2 separate regions of the Homo sapiens genome follow, and region 1 is linked to region 2. A link is a contact called in ENCODE POLR2A ChIA-PET data. All regions are on one chromosome and are shown on one strand. The core of a region is the stretch at or near the end of the contact, and the rest is flanking DNA. Distances in the headings are between cores, read along the strand shown. Region 1 holds the start of SKIL (SKI like proto-oncogene). Region 2 holds the start of MSL2 (MSL complex subunit 2).

The links. ChIA-PET counts read pairs that join two places held with the same protein, here RNA polymerase II (POLR2A).
Region 1: POLR2A ChIA-PET joins it to region 2 with 13 read pairs in B cell. The contact joins the promoter of SKIL here to the promoter of MSL2 in region 2. POLR2A ChIA-PET finds 5 or more read pairs at or near these places in 2 of 52 experiments (B cell and naive thymus-derived CD8-positive, alpha-beta T cell).

Annotation. Positions count from the first base shown.
Region 1 is chr3:170,355,424-170,359,943 of GRCh38, forward strand. SKIL (SKI like proto-oncogene) reads left to right here and starts at 2,292. Exons shown (of 7, transcript NM_005414.5): 1 at 2,292-2,340; 2 at 4,276-4,520. RefSeq lists an enhancer at 865-964 and silencers at 1,245-2,144, 2,305-2,534, 2,585-2,714, 2,805-2,874.
Region 2 is chr3:136,193,115-136,197,907 of GRCh38, forward strand. It overlaps MSL2 (MSL complex subunit 2), which reads right to left and starts at 3,221. Exons shown (of 2, transcript NM_018133.4): 1 at 1,858-3,221. The coding sequence starts at 1,999. RefSeq lists enhancers at 2,009-2,078, 2,129-2,178, 2,178-2,924, 2,229-2,298, 2,925-3,671 and 2 more and a silencer at 2,639-3,028.

The sequences.
Region 1 (4,520 bases), core at 1,042-3,541, about 34 Mb after region 2:
GACAAAATGATTTTAATTTGATGCATTTTGTACTTTGACCAATAAGGGAAAAATAAATGCCCTCAAATTTGATTGGTTCTAGTCATATTTGCCGGTCACTATTTGTCAAACCATTGCACTTAAAATCACAGGCATGAAAGATCTCTCAAAAACAGATTTCTGAGGAATGCAAATCAACAGAACGGGGAGGCGGATTAATGTGTTTGATTTCTCAAAAGTCTATTTACTGTCCAATTTATCTTCGTCCTTGGACATGCTAGCAAGTAATTATTCTTATGGCTGGTAAAATGACTGCTAAACATTTATTAATAATTGCAGTTTTGGAATTACTTTTTTATTAACCAGTCATGTTGGTTTCTAAAAATTGTTACTTCTGGCTAGACACAGGAGCCAGGTGCTGAGAGTTGACCTGGTGCCAAGTTTCAGGACTGTCCAGTCTTCACATCAGATCTTCAGCTAGGCCTTCTGAATATTCTCACAGTTAGAAAATCTATCCCCCTAGACTCGCAGATGCTGTTTTTCCCCCACTGGCTCTGCACAGAACATCATTATCTTTGCCACGCTTCTGTCTCTATGGCAATAACAGATGGAAAGTGCTGTGGAATTATTCATGTTCAGGAAAGGAGGCAGTCAAGAAGGAAGAAAAGGTGGGGGGGCGGGGTGGAGAGGGGGCACGACCTGGGAGCTCGGCGGTGGAGGCCTAAGGAAGGGAACTTGGGTGGGGGTGCGGGGAGTGGTGGGGATTGAGAGGCTTGTGAGCCTTTCGGAGGCCTGTTGTGAGGAAAAAAAAAATAAAAAGTACGAGCACAAGAGTATTTCCAGCCGGCCGACTGCAAATGTGGGCCCCCACAGGAACAACCCGAAGCAGTAAAACTAGAAGAAATTGGACGAAAATGGGGGGGAAAAAAGGGACAAAGCTCGAGTCTCCTGAATTTTGTGCACTGCTACTCGGTGGACTATTTCAGTTCCTGATCTTGTGGTGGGGTGGAGAAAAGGGGATTTCTTGGTGTTTCGAAATGTGACGGAGCAGCTCTGCAGAGTTCAATATGCTAATCGGCTACCCTGGGAACCAGGAAGACCACCCTACACGCCTCAGAGGGTCACAGCCGGAAAGCTCTTGAGTCCTATCTTCCCTACCTCGTCTCGTCCCTCTCCAAAAAAACACACACACAAAAAAACACCCTCAGTAAACACTGTAAAAACCTTTAATTTATAGCTCCCTTCTGGAACCGAGAGAGCAGCCTGGTGGGGTGGAGGCAGGAGGCTGGGGAGTAGGGACAGAAATGTTTGCTCTCGGTTTTGCCGGAACTTTGGCCACCCCTCCCGCCCGGCCCGATGGCGGATGGAGGTCAGCCAGGGGAAGGCGTCTGGGTGGAGGCCGCCCGGGCGAGGCCGGGGCCGCCGGGGCGGGGCGGAGCGCCGGCAGCTGGCTGGGCGGCCCTCGGGCAGGAGGCCCCGCGGGGGCGAGGGGCAGCCCAGGAGGGAGGTCCCGCGGGGGCGGGGAGCAGAGCCGGCCCCGGGGGCCCTGCAGGGCGGCCGCCGCCCGGCTGCCTCCGGGGCGGGGCGGCCCAGCTGCGGCCCCGCAGGGGGAGGGTCGCCCGTGCCTGACCTCGGGCGGCGGCACTCTGCCGGGCGGGCACTGCCTCCGCCCTGCCGGCTGCTGGGGTCGCGCACAGTGCACCGCGCGGCTGCCCTGCCCCCTCTTCCCCGCTGCGCGGCGTCCGAGCGGCCAGGGCGCCCCCGCGTCTGGCCCATCACCACAGAGCGGCGGGTGGGGCGGGGGCGGGGCGGTGGCCCCAGACAGCCGGCTGGGCGACTAGAGGAAGGAAGGAGGGAGGGCGGCGGTGAGGGTGGGGTGGGGAGGGAACATCCTGTCTGCGCCGGGTGCACCGCAGACAGCGCCGCGCGCCAGCTTCCCAGACGGCGCGCGGGGCCAGAAGCGCCGGGCGCGCGCCTGGGGGGAGGGGCACGCGCGCGAGACGACGGGGCCAGGGGGGCGCTCTGAGGAGCCACAATAGGCCAGACGGCACGCGCGTCCACGAGGGGGCCGGGAGCCGCGAAGTGGCGGCGGCGGCGACGACGCCGGCGGGCCCGCGCGCGCGGCGCCGCCGCTGGCTCCGTTCCCTTCCCCTCCCCCTCCCCGCCGCCCTCGCTCTCCCCCGGGCGGCCGGAGACGGCGGCGGCGTCTGCGGGAAGCTGTGTGTCTCCGCAGTGACGTGGGCGGGCCGAGGACTCGGTGACGTCAGAGGGCTGTGTGTAGCGATGTGTGTGGGGTTCGGAGCCGCGCCGGCACAGCCGAAGGGAGCGGGCGAGCGGCGACGGCGGCGGCGGCGGGCACAGGTGCGGCTCCGGCTTACGGCGGCGACGCGGCGGAGGCGGCGGGAGGCCAGAGGCGCTCACCCTCCTAGGAGCCCGACGGCGGCGACAGGGGCGGTGGGGAATTCACAAAGCTCGTCGAGCTTACCCGGGCACCGAGGCCCGAGTAGGGGGTTTGGATGCGCGGGTCCCGGGTGGGGTCGGGGCCAGAGGGGGTCGCTAGGCGGGTGTTCCACGGCTGATCACGCTTCGTTGGCCCCAGGCGGTGGGCGCCGGCAGGGCAGGGCGCTGTAGTTGACGGGAGCCGCGGGGACCCCGGAGACCCGGACGCCCGTCACCGCCCCCCTCCCCCAGTCCAGCAGCGCTCCGCGGGGATGCCCTGGTCTCGACCCGGTCCGTCAGCCCCCGGCGGCGCAGGGATCCGCGCCCGGCGCCTAAACTGCCCTGGTGTCCTCTTCGTTCTGGCCCGGGGCTGGCGCGGGGAGGTGCAGCATTAGGGGCGCTGAGGTGACACCCGAGAACTTCCCAGGGAGAGGGTGCGCGGGGGGGTGGATTTCCACAGTCCTTCCCGCGGCCCCCGCGGGGGGGCGGTGTTGGGAGGGCACTTGGGGTTATCCCAGGCTCGCCGGTGGGGGTGGGGGGACTCCTCCCTTTACTTCCCTCCACCCCCTTGCACACCCACCCCCAGGCTTCCCGTGTCCCTTGTTCTCCCTCTCTCCGGGTTAGAGATAGGTGGGTGGCTTTGAGTGGGCGGAGGACTTCAGGGTTTTAGGGGCTCCCCCATTCTAGGTCATGCCTCTTGCTCTCTTCCTTGGCCTGTGTTGAGTAAGGTGTGTTCCTGTGGTGGACGAAAGTCTGTACGATGGTTGGTGGCATTGGTCCTTAATCCTTTGGGTCTGTTTTAAGGTAAAGTGCTGAGAGTTTGGGAAGCAAAAATTTCTATTTATTGGATTTCTTTTGGCTTTTCTCTCAAGAAGGAAGTGGAAAAAGAGTCTTTTCTTTTTCCCTCTTCCTCCATTTGCATTCTTTGTGAGGTTTGTCTGCCTTGTGCTTTTTGTCCCGGATTAGTCTTGTTGAAGGATGGAGATTCCCAGGCGTGGAGTCTATAGCTTTTGGCTTCCATTAAGTAAAATCGCTAACCTTTTTTTAAGAGAAAGTTAATTTTTGCCTGCAGTCATTCCAGAAAAATAGTGTACACGGACTAGCTGAATTAATCCACTTAAAATTGTAACTTAGTTACATATGGTAGATATGTTAACTCCTATCTGATTTTTTTGGATGAAACTGTTGTTTTGTTTTTAAATAGGAGATGAAGTAATGGATTTTTTTCCCTCCCTTAAAATGGCATAGCTGAGAAAGCCCCGGTACTACTAATTGAGATGATCTGCTTAAGAGTCTTCATATTCTGAACTCGAAAGGCCTTTTATGTTATATTATTGCTCGCTTTACGCAACTCCAAATTGCTTTCCTATTTAAATGAATGTTCTTCTAGTAAACTGGTGTTAGATTTAAAGAAATCACTCAAGCTTCACCTTGGTAAACTGAACTCAGTTTAAGATTAAGAAACTGATTTCGGCCGGGTGCGGTGGCTCACGCCTGTAATTCCAGCACTTTGGGAGGCCCGGGCGGGCGGATCACCTGAGGTCAGGAGTTCAAGACCAGCCTGACTAATATGGTGAAACCCCGTTTCTACTAAAAATACAAAAAAATTAGCCGGGTGTCGTGGCTTGTGCCTGTAGTCCCAGCTACTCCGGAGTCTGAGACAGGAAAATTGCTTGAACCCGGGAGGCGGAGGTTGCAGTATGCCGAGATCGCTGCACTTCAGCCTGGGCGACAGAGCGAGACTCCGTAAAAAAAAGAAAAAAAAAAAAATAAAAGAAACTGGTTTCAAATTGGCCCTTTGGCCTCTGGAGCAAATTCAAATGTAACTCTTCCCCAACCCCCCTTCTCTTCTTCCAGATTAATTAAAAGAAGAATGAACTATAATCCTTGAAGATAACTGGGCAATTTTTTAAGTCGGAGGCTGTTCTTACTGGTGTGAGGATTTACACACGTCTTCAGTTTTTCAGCACAGACCAGCAGACCATCATTTTTAGAGGAAATACTCCCTCTGCCCTCCTTTTTGGTTTCCTTGGTGGTAAAGATTAAATTTGGTTGCATCATTTTGACTTGTGTTTGAGTCTAGATTTTATGGCACAAGGAAT
Region 2 (4,793 bases), core at 1,971-4,470:
AAAAATAAAAAAGGCTCCAGTTGGACTTTTAAATGTAGTGGGTTTTTTTTATCTTTAATTCCATTATTTAAAGTCCAGGTTAGAACTTGGGAAAATGTTCAATTAGACCACCACTACCATCCGAAAGCTATTAATAGGAACTTAAAACCTCTGAGGTTCTTAACAGTTTTAGGATAGTGGTGGTCTGCACAACTCAAAACTACCATTTCCCACTTAAATTAGAGAGCTAAGTTTCACCCATCTAGTAAACAGGGGACCTACCAGATTCTACAAATGTTAACTGATAATGACATCACTCTCAAATGCTGTTTCAGCAGGACAGAGTGGGCCCTTCCTCTTCCCCCTACCTCACCATAGTAGCACCCTACGGCCGGCACCAAAGGAAAAGAAAAAAAAAAGTATATGGAGAAGGAAGTTATGGCAGCTCCATTTCCTCAGTCCTCAAACCATCAAAATATGTGAGGACATTAAAAAAAAAAAGCACTCCATAAAAGTGGGAGTAGAGTGAGAGGTTACCATGAAACCAGGCAAACTCTTGATACACTTACATTTGTAAAACTTAAGCTGAAAGGAAACTGAATCTAGCCGAAAATTATCATTTTACACATCAAGAAACTGAGGCCCAGGGCAGTTAGGTGATTTGCCCTGGGCGACTATTCCTCTAAGGTGTTAAGTGTCTGTCACCAGTCAGAGTAGCACTTAATGACTTACTCAGTTACTTAAATGTTTATGACCTTAAGTACCTGTCTTGCAAAAAACACCACCGCCACCTCTTCTGCACCCATTCAGTGTCTTGCTTCAGGATCTAGATAGAGAATGCTGGATAAACCTCAAATGAATATTATTTCTCCCTTCAGCCACAACTGTCCCAAATTACTCTTCTTCCTTTATCTACTTTTAAATAAAGTGGAAACCTTAACGTGCCTGAATTTCCCAGGTTCTGACTAAACAAGTGGATCATCAAAACTTCAAAATTTAGGATAGAATATTAAGTGGAGCATGCATATTACTGCTTTGGCAGTTGCCCTTTCTTTTGTATTAACGTTTCAGTCCAGGTTTTTCGAAAAGCAAGTAATTATTACACACGCACAGTTAACATTCAAATTATCACTTTTGAGATATTTTCCTTAGACAATTTAGCATATCTCTTCTATCTTAAAAATTAAAGTATCCTACCCACCACGAGTTAATTTTTTTTAACAAAAACATCTAAAATAACCCTCGACAAAGCCAAAGTATATTAAACCACAAAATGAAAAAGTGGTAAGTAAAAGTCTCACCAGCTAAAAAGCACTTCGAGTACCAACAGCCTTCCCCGGCTCGCTGTTAACCGTCAAACCGTCAAAGCATTTGTGGAGGAACCTGGGGCAAAGTTCCGCGCCGGGTTCTCCAGCTGTGGGTTCATCAGCTTAGCCCACCACTCCCACGTAACACCAGTTTGGGGAAATGCAAACACGCCACATGTGCCCACATGTGCATGTTTTGATCATGTTTAACCACTTTTAACCGCCGTAGGTACGTAATCAGCTCCCGCGGCAAAGGTTTAAGAAAAAAAAAAAAAAAGCCTTGTGCATGCATCTTACCCCCACTTAAACCACCACCACCAGATGAACCGAGGCGAATTAAACCATTTTGAACGTTAACGCCGCTGCACAAAGCGGTATGAAAGGGTTCTCTGCCTTTCTGAAACGCCGGGCAAAAGTCCCTCAGCAAGTTTCAAAACTAATGACCGTACAGCGCTGCACAAATAACAAAAGCTTAATACCAACCACCAGGCCGTCAACCCGCTCACGTTACCACTGCCCAGAAGGCTTTTAAAAACAAGCATTGAAAAGGGAACAATAAAAAGCGTCTCACCGCAAACACAGCACGAAAGGGACTGTCGGAAGTAAGGCAAGAGCCTGTTAATCTCAGTAAACGCCTTGGGGTCTCCGGGGTCGTAGTTGAGCACTAGGCGGCTCGCGGAAATGTAGAGAGCAGTAGCATTCACGGGGTTCATTGCAGACACTTCGACACCAATGGCTCCCGGTTGAAAAGAAATTCCGGATCCAACTTAGTAAGCAGCCAGGGAACGATGGCGAATTTGCAACAATTCGGAAGAAATCAGAGCCGAACCATTGGCCAAACAAGTAACCAAAATCCGTGCAAGTTTGTGGAGCTGAAACAATCCTCCCACACATGGGGCCTTGGCGCCCCTCCGTCCCTGAGACTTCCAGACCAAAAATATGAGAGAGAAACCAGCGTTCGAGTTCGTCCGGAGCGACCACAGAGCGCAGAACGCGGCGGCTTGGGCGCTCGGGGCGGGACTCGGAGCTCAGTCTAGCCCCGCGGCTCGGCAGGCGGCCTGCACTCGAGCTCCATCTCCGGACACGGAGGCGCCTCCTCAAGTCGAGCTGGCAGGCGCGGGAGCAGGCCCCGGCCCCGTCTGAGGCGCGGCACGCTTCTCCCGGGCTGCAGGGCCTCTTACTCCATCCCAGTACAGGGCGCGGAGGCGGCGGCGACGGCAAGGACGACGGTCGGGCAGCGGCTTCCCGGATCTAGTGCAAGACGCCGCGGCGGCGACGAAGGTTGATGTTGCGGCTGGCGGACGCCGCCGCCGCGCTCTCCATATCGGACGCGGGGCCCAGACTGCGCCCTGGCTCTCCGCCCCGTGGGTTGCAGCCCGCAGTTCCCCGAGGTGGCGAGGCGGGCGGGAGTCCTCAACCCGGAGGGGAAGGCCGGGGAGGAAGTGCGCGGGCCGCCGCCGGCGGGCGGGAGGGGGCGGGGGGCAAGCCCGGCCGGGCCGCGGCGGCGCCCCTCGCGCCTCAGTCGCACACTCCGGGGTCACCAGACTCAAGCGCCGCCCCCTCACTGCCCGGCCATTTTTTCGGCGCCACACACACAGACGACTCCTCCGCCGAGCACGACGGCCGCCGCCGCCCTCAGCACTCCCCGGCCGCGGAAGGCAAGCGCTCACACCGCCAGGCCCCGCCGCCGCCCAGCGCACACAGCAAGGCCCCGCCGCAGGCCCCTCCCCCGTGCCTCGCCGCCCTCACCCCGACTCCACGCGCCACTCCAGCTCGGTAGGGCCCGGGCTGCTGCGGCCTTAATGGATCCCGCGGGCTGTGTGGCGCCTCAGGCCTCTGCTGGCGGCGACGACGACCGTTACCCCAACGGGCAAAGCCACTGTCATCCCCGAGACTCCCCCGCCGCCGTCGTCGCTAGCGCTCGCACGCATGCGCAGAGCACACTCTCACCCCTCCCCCCTTTCCTCTCCCTTCGCTTCCCTTTTCCCTTGCTTCTCCTCTAACAACCCCCTCCACAGCCTCCCAGAGCTACCGGCTCACTCCACGCATGCGCAAGCTGCTACCTAGCTCCGCCGCCTTTCGCCCTTCCGCGTGCGCTTTGACCGCCCACCCAGAAAACCGGATAAACACATCAGCCTGCTCGCGCCAGTCCCTCACCGCTGCCAACCCACCCTGGGCTCACTGCGCATGCCTGGCTCTCCACTTCGACTCTCAGAATGGAGCATGCTCTCTGCGAGCCGACAGCTCTCTTCGCCCCTCCCCCACGTGCTCTCAAATTCCCTCTCCCAGGCATGTGGGCTGTGGTGAAACATTCGTTAGCTGGCACATCCTTCCCCAGTGTGGGCTGCAGGCTTCCCGCATTACACTGCTTCTGTGCCCGCCAACGCCGGGGCCCGACTTGGTAGCGCCATGTGGCGCTCTGCACTGGCCTGAACGCGGCCTCTCGTCCTGACTGACCGCGGTGTGAGGAAATAGCCGCGCCAGGCCCCAAGCCCCGCCCTCGCGGCCTTTCTCCTGGAACCGCTCATCCCGACCGCGGAAAGGGCGCAGCCTCGGCTGGCTGGCAGGCTCTCGCCGAGCCGGGAAGGCTGCAGTAGTCAACGTGGCTGCGCGCCCAGCAGGCGTGCGGACGGCTTTTGCCGGGTCGGGGCCGCGTTCCGCACCTCTCTGCGGTGGTTCGCAGTCAGAGGGCTCTAAGGCCCTGGCAGGCTGTATGTAAGCGTGGAGGCTCGAACCCACTGCCCCCTCCTACCCGTCGGACCCGCGCTGTTCCCACGGCCTCTGGCCCTTGGACTCGTGCGGCCTCACCTTCATGGGTGCCGATCAGGACTTCACCGAGCTCTCACCGGAACAGAGTCCTGTTTTAAAAACAAAACGAACTCCTTTTTTTTTTTTTTGAAAGACCTAGCTTTTTTAAAAGACCTAGCTCTTCTGTGTGAACAGATGTCTTGAAGAATGCGTGATCTTGCTCTAGAACAAACCCAAATCCTTGCAAATGTTTTGTTTTTTAAAACAAGCTTTTGCCTTTTGTTTTTGCAGGAGATCAAGGGCACTGGGATATAAATAAACAAAAGCCTGACTTAGTAGATGACTTCCCTCCCATCTCAAAGTACAAAACCTTTTTTTGAGTAGCACAAATAGTAACAGGCCATAGGAAGCATTTCTTATCTCTGTACACACCAAAGCTCCTCAGCATAATTTTTCATGCACAGTAGGTACTCTATACGTTTGCAAAGTGAAAATTATGATGCGTGTAAATCTATTGTGGCACATGTTACATATGTACACAGGCACGTATATGGAACATGTAAATGTGGTACGTGTTAGTTACAAGCTGCCACTTGAGGTGAGTAGGAATAGTTAAGATATCAAGGGAACACATATAATCTCGATTTATAATTTCTATTACCATTTGAAGACAGGTTTTTTTTTCACAAGACCTACCATATTATCAACACTTAAATATTAAGCAGTAAGAATATAACTTCCTAATTTTGATTAGCTGTG